Linked DNA regions of Homo sapiens: region 2 is linked to region 1. A link is an interaction called in ENCODE POLR2A ChIA-PET data of the cell type or tissue named here. Cell type or tissue: OCI-LY7. All regions are shown on one strand.

Region 1 (5,000 bases):
TGGAAGTCCAATATCAAGGTGTCCACAGGGTTTGTTTCTGGTGAGGCCTCCCACGTTGGCTTGCAGATGGCCACCTTCTTGCTCTGTCCTCACATAGGCTTTCCTCTGTGCATACTCATCCATGGAGTCTCTTTCTCTTCTTTTAAGACACCAGTCACGTTGGGTTAGGGCTCCACCCTTATGATGTCATTTAACCTTAATTACCTTTTTAAGGATGCTATCTCCAAATATAGTCATTGGGAATTAGGGCTTCAAACTATGAATTTAGGGAGAGCATAATATAATCCATAACAACCTGGTTTCTATCTTCATCCTCTGATATTTATCTTTTATTTAATTTAAATTAAAAATTTTTTTTTTGAGATGAAGTCTCACTCCATCACCAAGGCTGGAGTGCAGTGGTGCACTCTGCTCACTGCAACTTCCACCACCTGGGTTCAAGCGATTCTCCTGCCTCAGGCTCCCAAGTAGCTGGGACTACAGGCGCATGTCACCACACCCAGCTAATTTTTTTTTTGTATTTTTAGTAGAGACAGGTTTCACCATGTTGGCCAGGCTGGTCTTGAACTCCTGACCTCAAATGATCCACCTGTCTCAGCCTCCCAAAGTGCTGGGATTACAGGCATGAGCCACCATACCTGGCCCTTTTAAAAATTTTTAATTGACAATAATGGTATATATTTATGGGATACAACGTAATGATTTGATACATGTGACACTTCCTCATTTCTGCCCTGGGATATAGTTTCTCAAAAGCAAAGGTTGGCCAGAGATGTCTGACTGAACACAAGCACATACACTACCTCCCTACTTCCTGCCTCAAGTCTCCTTACACAACACATTCTGTCTCTCTGTGAGTATTTCCTATGTACACATGAAACCCACAAAAACACATGAACAAAATAAAGAGGGCCACCAGAAGACCAGAAGGATACAGGAATTTCTGGAGGATAGAGAGCAGGTGAGATCTGATTGACAGCAAATCTGGAGCAAAGACGAACATGGCTTAACCAAAGGTAGGCAAAATGACCACCAAGGAGTGAGGGAAGTTCAGGGATATTTTAAGCCTAAGTCAACAGACATCTGGAGCAGGAGCAGGTGCTGGCACAAGAGATAGAAGAGCTGTATTTGAAGCTGTCCTCACAGGGTTAACAAGAGTTCTGGACAGAAATATAGTTATAATTAAGCATTAGTCAGGCTGCAATTTGACTCATTTCCTTGTAGCCAGAATTCATGGAGCACTAGATGTTGACCATTTGTATCCCCATTGTTTCTACAGATGAAATTTCTGATGTTAGAATCATAAGGGTTTTGTTTAAGAATGACTTAAACAGATCCTTAATTCTAGTGGAGTAGCTGATGCCAACCACTTCAAAGATCCCACAGAAGAACCAAATCAATGTACAGATACAGTTTCTTTATCTCCCTGCCCCATGACATCACCCTGGACTCGCTGACCAATCGACCATCTCCACACTTTGGCCCATTCCAAAACCCTTAACATCCCTAGCCCCAAACTCCTCATGGAGACAGATTTGAGATTTTCTCCTATCTTTATTATTTGGTGGCCCTATGATTAAACCTCTTTCTCTGCTGCAACTCAATGTCTTAGCATACTGACTTGCCACATGCATCAGGCAAAGAACCGATTACAGTTACAAATTCTCGAGAGCCAGGGCAGGACATGCTTCCATAGCACAGACTAAAATTGGAAGGATGCCAAGATGATTAGCATGGTCCCTGCACAAGGATGACATGAATTTTTGAAACATTTCGTATTTTTCCTGGCATCACCCCACAAATTCCATGAAAGTCACAAGGAAGAAAATGTACATTTTTACAATGGAGAGGCCTGGGGGTCACCACCATATGCAAGTGATGGAACCTAACGTATTAATAGTAGGACAACCTGCCATGATATACCTATAGATATCATGCAGTATAATGTATTCAAAATCACCTACAAAGTATTCTTGCCAAAATATTCAACCTTAATCAAATCAAGCCTCTAGACCCAATTTTGCAGGAAATATGGAGGTGAGGGAAGGGGATTTGAAAAAAGTTAAATGACACCAAGAGGAAACAAGCAGACAAAATCAGAATGGGGAACATTCTACAAGAATAATACTAGGAAAATAGTCTCAGGAAATCCAGTACGTAACTGTAAGACCCTTGTTAATGGCCTCAGAAAGACTTAAAATGGTGCTTTTTGTGTGTCCTCTTAGTTATATCCGAAATTCCTGAAGAATCCAAAGGGCGTGCCTCTTAGCCCATGTCAGCTAGACAATAATACTTCTAAGACTTCTACAGCAGCCTCATGGGGAGCCCACAATAAAGAAGGGCTGATCTCAAACAGCCTGAGCCTGGTGTCCTAATGGAATGAGAGTCTGGAGGAATCTTGGAAAAAGGTGTGTGTTTTGCATGTGAGAAAAAGGCAAATTATTTGTGACTGAAGAACAGATCATTGCAGCTTTAAAAACGTAGCTGCAAATTCTCTGCATCTGGGTGGGCTTTGTGACTGCTTCAAACAACAGAGCCTGATGGAAGTGATGCTGTGTGACCCCTGATACTGGGTCATAAAAGGTAGTGTGGCTCCTGTTCTGGTCTCCAAAACACTTGTCCTCAGAGCCAGGAGACAGGATGTAAGGAAACTGACCATTCTGGGGCCATGCTAGCCAGAGAGGCTACATGGACATGCTCTGGTGGACAGTCCCAGCTGATCACAGCCTTCCTGCCATCCCAACCAAGGTCTTGGACATGAGTGTGCAGAAGCCATCTTGGAGCCTCCAGACCAGTCCATATGACAAGTGGATACCACCAAGTGACCCTGTCAATGTCATGTGAAAAAGAAGAATCACTTGACTGGGCCCTGCCTGATTATGATCGACAAAATTGTAAAATATAATAAAATAATTGTTTTAAGCCACTAAGGTTTTGGGGTTTTAAAAAATTTTATATAGACAACTGGAACAGAATTTGGCTCTCCAAAAAATCAATGTCGTGGGTGGGAGGTGGGGAAAATCAGGGATCTGTTTAAAGTGCTATAACAATCAAATGCAAGGATTTGGCCTTGATTAGCTTCTGGTTCAAAAAAGTAGATTACCGGTACTTTGGGGACAACTGAGGAGACTTGCACACAGACTGTTACATAGTATTTTTAGGAAATTATTGTTAATTATGTTATATATGATCATGGTTTTATGGTTATGTAGAAAATATCTATTTCTAGGAGATAATGGTGTAATTATGAGTCAAGTGTAATTATGACTGCAACTTCCTTTACAATGGATCAGCAAAACAATTATATATATGTATGTATATGTGTATATATATACACACACACACATGCACAAGAAGCAAATATAGCAAAAGGCTAACAATTGTTTAACTCTAGGTACTAAGTATATGCATTTTCATTATGCCAGCCTTTCAACTTTTCTGTGTTTTAAGATTTTCATAATAAAAAGCTGAGAAAAAAAGAGCATAGAAAATTTAACTCCTAAAAATGCCTCCAACTTCATTAGTCATGAAGAAAATTTAAATTAAAACCCAAATGCAATACCACCCACAAGAATGGCTAAAATGAAAAGGACAGAAAAGCGTTGGCAAGGCTGTGAATCAAGTGGAACCCCCTCACAGAAGTGTAAAATGGCCCAATCACTGTAGAAAACTGTTGGCCCTATCTTCTAAAGCCAACATGTAGCTACCCTATGACCCAACAACTCCCGTTCCAAAAGAAGTCCATACATATGTTCATCAAAATATATGAGTAAGTACTGCTAACAATAGCCTCAAGCTGAAAACTACCCAAATGTACATCAACAGGAAAAGGAATAGATAAATGTTTGTTCATAAAGTGAAATGCTATACATCAACAAGCATGAAGAAACCACAACCACACAGAACAAGGTGGATTAATCTCACAAACATGCTACATGAAAGAAGTCAGATATGAAAGAATATGATTCCATTGATAATATTTTAAGAGATAATATTTTAATCAAATAATATTTAATAAATCTACAGTAATAGATGTTAAGGCAATGATTACCCTTGGAGGTGCAGTGACTGGAAGGGGATGCAAGGCCCCTAGTTGTTCTGTTTCTTGATCTTGGTGCTGGTTATAAGAATATGTTAACTTGAGGAACTTTCCAATATATGCTACATTTTAATACAAAGTTAAGAAAAATAAAAGAAAAAGATCTTCTCCCACATATGCTGACTCAGAAGCTGTCATTACCTTCCCCACCCCCACCACCAGGATAAAGCCTTGAGTAGAGCTCTCTGAAATGGGACTTCTGAAACTGGGGCCAAAGAAGGAGGGAGGTATTTCAGGTAAGTTACAATGACCCTGAGAGCTCCTCTTACTTAGAAGGCAAACATATTATCCTTTCCTAATTTAGTGGTCTGTCATTAGGAGACCCAATATTTACTTTTGAACTACAAAATAGATAAATGATAGATGGACTGATATAGACAGATATTCAATTACAACTTCCAAGGATAAGTATTAATAGATACCTAAGAATTATCAACAGTTGGGAAACACAACACACACACAAAAGCATCAAACTCAACAAATAGAAAAATGAGTACCCAAAAAACAGAATTCATAAAGCAATCAAAAGACTTTAAAATAATTATAATTAATATTATCAGAGAGAAGAAACCGCTAATAAATAAACCACTCTTTTTGGAAATTAAAAATATTAAAAATATTATCACCACCATAAAATAAACCCTCCACAACTTAATAGGTAGGGTACATAGCAGAATAGACTCAGCTGAAAATGAGCTAAAAGATCAAGTTGAGAGATTTTCCAACCTCCTGAATAGCTGGGATTACAAGCGTGTATCACCATGTCTGGCTAATTTTTGTATTTTTGGTAGAGACGGGGTTTCATCATGTTGGCCAGGCTGGTCTTGAACTCCTGGCCTCAAGTGATCTGCCTGCCTTTGCCTCCCAAAGTTCTGGGATTACAAGTGTGAGCCACTGCACC
Region 2 (5,000 bases), 140 kb after region 1:
AATGGATCAATGGAATAAAATAGAGTCCAGAAACAAATCCACACATATATATGAGCCATAGAACGCTATACATCATCCAAAAAAAAAGGAAAGGAATGAACCATGGACGCAGGCAACAACATGCATAAATCTCAAAATAGTTTGAGTGAAAGAAGTCAGATTTTAGAAAGAGTACATGCTGTATGATTCTATTTGTATAAAATGCTAGAAAGTGTAAACTAATTTACAATGATGAAGAGCAGATTAATGGCTGCTTGGGATATGGAGGGGGCAGGGAAGTGGGAATATGGTGGAGGGGATCACACAGGGGCACAAGGAAGCTTTTGGGAGCGATTTCATGGGTATAAACATATATCAAAACTTATCATCCAGACGCGGTAGCTCACACCTGTAACCCCAGCACTTCGGGAGACCAAGGCAGGCAGATCACGAGGTCAAGAGATCTAGACCGTCCTCGCCAACATGGTGAAGCCCTGTCTCTACTAAAAATACAAAACTTAGCTGGGCGTGGTGGCGTGCGCCTGTAGTCCCAGCTACTTGGGAGGCTAAGGCAGGAGAATCACTTGAACCAGGGAGGCAAAGGTTGCAGTAAGCCAAGATCATAACGCTGCACTCCAGCCTGGTGACAGAGTGAGACTCCAGCTGAAAAAAAAAAAAAAGAAAAAAAAAAAAAACTTTCTCAAGTTGTACACTGTACAATATTTATATACTTGCAGTTTGTTTTATTTCAATTACACCTCAATAAAGCTGTAAAGCAAACAAATAAACATGCTGTCTTCTCTACTCCAGCCTTGTCTACATCTAATCACCTACTCAACATCTGCACTTGCATGTGTAATGGACACGTAAAACTTAACATACCTCCACTAAACTCATGACTTTCCCCCTCCCTCCAAACCCATTCTTCCCCATCTCAGTATCTGACAACTTCATCCCTCCAGGACAACTTCATTACTCCTTCCAACAAACCTGGGAGTAATCCTTGACTAACTCTTAACTCTCCTCCTTCTCTCACCTCCACATCTGATCTGTAAGCAGATCCCACTGGCCCAACCTTCAGAGCAAAGCTAGAACTTGACCTCTTCTCATTACTACAACCACCCCAGTCCAAGCCACCATCATCTTTTGTCTACATTATTGCAGTTATCTCCTCACTCTGCAGTTTGTTGTGAGTCAATAAAACTGCAAGATGAGGCCGGGCGCAATGGCTCATGCCTGTAATCCAAGCACTTTGGGAGGCCGAGGTGGGCAGATCACCTGAGGTCAGGAGTTCGAGACCAGCCTGACCAACATGGTGAAACCCCATCTCTACTAAAAATACAAAAATTAGCCAGGTATGGTGTCGCGTTTCTGTAATCCCAGGTACTTGGGAGGCTGAAGCAGGAGAATTGCTTGAACCGGGGAGGCAGAGGTTGCAGTGACCCAAGATCACGCCACTGCACTCCAGCCTGGGCAACAGAGTGATCCTGTCTCAAAAAAAAAAAAAAAAAAAAAAGGCAAAAAAAACACCTGAAAGAAGAAAAAGAGGAGGGGAAGGGGGAGGAGAAGAAAAGGAAGAGAAAGAAGAGGGGAAGGGAAGGAAGAGAAAGAAAGGAAGAAGGAAGGAAGGTAGGAAAGAAGGAAGGAAGGAAAGGAGGGAGGGAGGGAGGGAAATGCTGCTAAATCCCAAATTCTTATCCCCTTTTGTTCTCACCTCCACCTCCTGTAGTGCATTCACCACACAACAGCCAGAGGGATCCTGTTAAACATAAGTTAGATTATGCCTCTTCCTAACAGAGCCTTCCAATGACTTCTCAACTCATTCAGAGTAAAACCCAAAGTGCTTTACTATGGCTGACCTTGTCTATTACCCAGCTATTTCCTCTCTGACCTCGTCTCCCCTCCTACCCCGACCCTTTCACTTAGTCCTTTCTAGCCACACTGGTCTCCTGGCTGTTTCTCAATCGTGACAGGCATCCTCCTGCCTCCCAGCCTTCATCCCGGTAGTTCCTCTGCCTGGACACTCTTCCCCCAGACAAACACATGGCTCATCCCTTCACCTCCTTCAGATTCAACTATCTTCCAAGGAGGTCTCCTCCTCCTTTCTGCCCCCTTCTCGGTCCTGGCAACTTAGCAAGCAAAGTTGTTTGATTTTTAAAGCAAGCACCAAGAATACAAAGTCAGTATGTTTCCAGGCGTTCTGTTCCTAGCAGAAGAGTTCATACAAATATGGTTATCACCACATCAGCACTTCGCCTGTGCTGCTGATTTTCCCTTTACCCCTTCAAATCACCACCCCACCCATCCGTGTGCTAGTGATGCTCCCTCCCTCAACCCCCTTCCCCATAATCCTGTCCCTCTCTGCCCTAAGCCCTGGGAGGCTGGTTCCTGTGGACTCCATTTCCCAGGCTCCTTTGCGGCTGACTTCGGGTTGGTTTCAGCCAATAAGAGGCATCCAAGGAGACAGGAGGGCGGGAAGGGAGAGCGCCCTGTGTATTTCTTCTCCGCTTTCCCACCCCAGTTTTGGCGGCGCACAGCCTCTCCTTGATCATACCTCGTGTCTGGCTGACCCTCACGCACAATGCCAGCCCTGCTCGACTCTGCTTTTATCATCCCTCCCCTTCCCCGTCTCACCTAGAATTACCTGGAATGCTGCTGGTCCCTGGGTGCCACAACCATCTTCGCAGGTTCCCTTATTCACAGTCCCATGTGAATGTAAACAGTCCCATCAGTAAGGTCTCTTCAGCTGAACGGAGTAGGGTTCTGTTTCCTACAGGACCCCGACTAATAAATACACCTGGACTCCACCTACCTGAGGATTTCACGTCAGCTCCAAAAACTACCTGTCTGCCCACTAGACAGAGGTTCACTGTGCAAATATCCCTCGAAAAGATGACTATTGAATATAAAGTCACTCTAAGCTGTAGGGTATCTGCTTCTTTTCTTGGAGCCAGGCTTTGTAAGGGGAGGTGGGTAGTAACAGGTGTCTCAAAGAAGTGGGAAAGGGGATGCCTTGGAGGTAGGGGAGTCAGGAGCAGATCGTGTTTAAACGGCCCAGGGTTCCAGCCCTGGCTTGGCTACTGGTAATTACTTTGGTAATAACTTAATGTTTTTGTGCCTTAGTGTCCACCTCTGTAAAGTGGGGATGACATTTTAAGCGTTTACCCTATGCATGTTACAAGGATATCATCAGGCTAATATACCATCAAATGGGATAAAGTAAGAAGAAGCAGCAGTTTGGAAAGTATGACACCAAGATGGGCACCCCAGCACCTCCTCCTCTGAGAGGAGCCACTGCCCCAGTTTGGCAGCAGTCTATAGTAGATTACTACCTGAGAAACTGAGTCAGCTTGCAGGCTTTAAATGATAATAATGATAATTTAATTGTCATTGTTATTTCTTAATATATTTATTACCAATTAGGTAATATTATTATTGCTTAATAAAAAACACTTATAACAAGTATTGTTTCAGGTACTATATTTCTCGAGTGCTAGCTGTGTGCTAAGCACCTTCTGCACATTATCTCATTTCATCAGCATAATGATTCTGCGAGATACAGGTACCTGCATTAGCCTCGTTTTACTCATACACAGACTGAGGTTCAGAGAAGTTAAGCAACTTGTCCAAGGTCACGTAGCCATTCGGGGTGGGGCCGAAATTCAAATCCAGGCTTATCCCACATTGCTCTGTCTTTTCCACAAATCCACTCTGTTAGAGCAGGGGTTCTCAGCGAGTTGGCAAGAAAGATTTGGCCCCCTCTCCCCAGGCGACATTTGGCAATGTCTGAGGCATTTTTGTTTGTCCTAACTGAGGGGGTGAGATTGGCATTTCGTGGGTGGAGCCAGAGATGCTGTGGGTATTAGTTTACTAGGGTTGCTGTAACAAATTACCATAAGAACAACAGAAATGTATCATCTCACAGTTCCGGAGGCCAGAAGTCTGGAGGCAAGGTGTCTGCACAGCCACTCTCCCTCTGAAGGCTCTAGGAGGAATCTTTTCTTGCCTCTTCCCAGCTTCTGGTGGCTCCTGGCAATCTTGTCATTCCTTAGATTGTAGCTACATCACTCCAATCTCTGCCTCCATCTTTGCATGGACTTCTTCCCTGTGGCTTTGTGTGTCCCCTCCTCTTCTTATAAGGACACCAGTTGTAAGATTTATTTTTCTTTAATTGACAAATAATAATTGTACATCATTAGATTTACAGCCAACCCTAAACCCAGAATTCTTTCATCTTGAGATCCTTAGCTAATTACATCTGCTAAGACCCTTATTCCAGAGTCACAGTTATTATTTACTGAGTGCTAGCTGTATGCTCAACACTGTGCTAAGCAGTCTATGCATTATATCATTTCATTAGCCTGAGGATTCTGTGAAATTCAGGTACCTTCATTAACCCCCGTTTTACTCACAGGGAGGCTGAGGTTCCAAGAAATTAAGCAACTTGCTGAAGGTCACATAGCTATTCCCAGGGTGGGGCTGAAATCAGACCAGATGGGCATGAATTTTGGAAGAAAACTATTCAACCCGCTACACTGAACACCCTTCAACACACAAAACAGCTCCCACAGCAAAGAATTATCTGGCCCCAAATATCAGTAGTGCTGAGGTTGAGAAACCCTGCTTCAGAGAGGCATTTCTTCTCTGGCAAGCAATGAGAATTGCCTCTGCTTATCTTGACAGCTACAAACAGAAAGGGGCTCAGAGTGTGTGAGACCGCCCTCTCTGAGTGAGTCCAGAAGCCACCCTCTCCTGCCCACTCAGTCCCTCCACCTTTTTGGGCCCATTTCCTCTGATTTAGCCTCCAGTATCTTTATGGGGATGTTGTTCCTGCCTGCATTTTTGTGGGATTTTATGTTTTGAACAATAGGGTCTGATCCATTCTAAGTATTAAGCTTCAACCATAAGTAAGAAGTACCTGGCCTCTTCTTTCCCAAATGGGAAGCTGCTCAAAAATCAGATAAAGGGACCGGGTGCAGTGGCTCATGCCTGTAATTCCAGCACTTTGGGAAGCCAAGGTG

Evidence for each region. ChIA-PET counts read pairs that join two places held together with the same protein. Peaks named below come from ENCODE experiments on the same cell type or tissue, not always from the same donor. Only the 100,000 strongest peaks of a DNase experiment are listed, where the experiment ranks them.
Region 2: POLR2A ChIA-PET joins it to region 1 with 7 read pairs; 2 of 35 experiments call an interaction of 5 or more read pairs at or near these places.

Annotation. Positions count from the first base shown.
Region 1 is chr16:58,374,835-58,379,834 of GRCh38, reverse strand. It overlaps the pseudogene RNU6-269P. Among named protein-coding and RNA genes, the nearest start is that of GINS3, 15 kb to the left of the region's middle. In OCI-LY7, no CTCF peak of the experiment used is centred here; no DNase peak of the experiment used is centred here.
Region 2 is chr16:58,233,984-58,238,983 of GRCh38, reverse strand. LOC105371293 (a long non-coding RNA gene) reads left to right here. Exons shown (of 4, transcript XR_933630.2): 4 at 373-411. Among named protein-coding and RNA genes, the nearest start is that of CFAP263, 13 kb to the left of the region's middle. In OCI-LY7, no CTCF peak of the experiment used is centred here; a DNase peak (open chromatin) is centred at 2,403; H3K4me3 peaks cover 835 bases.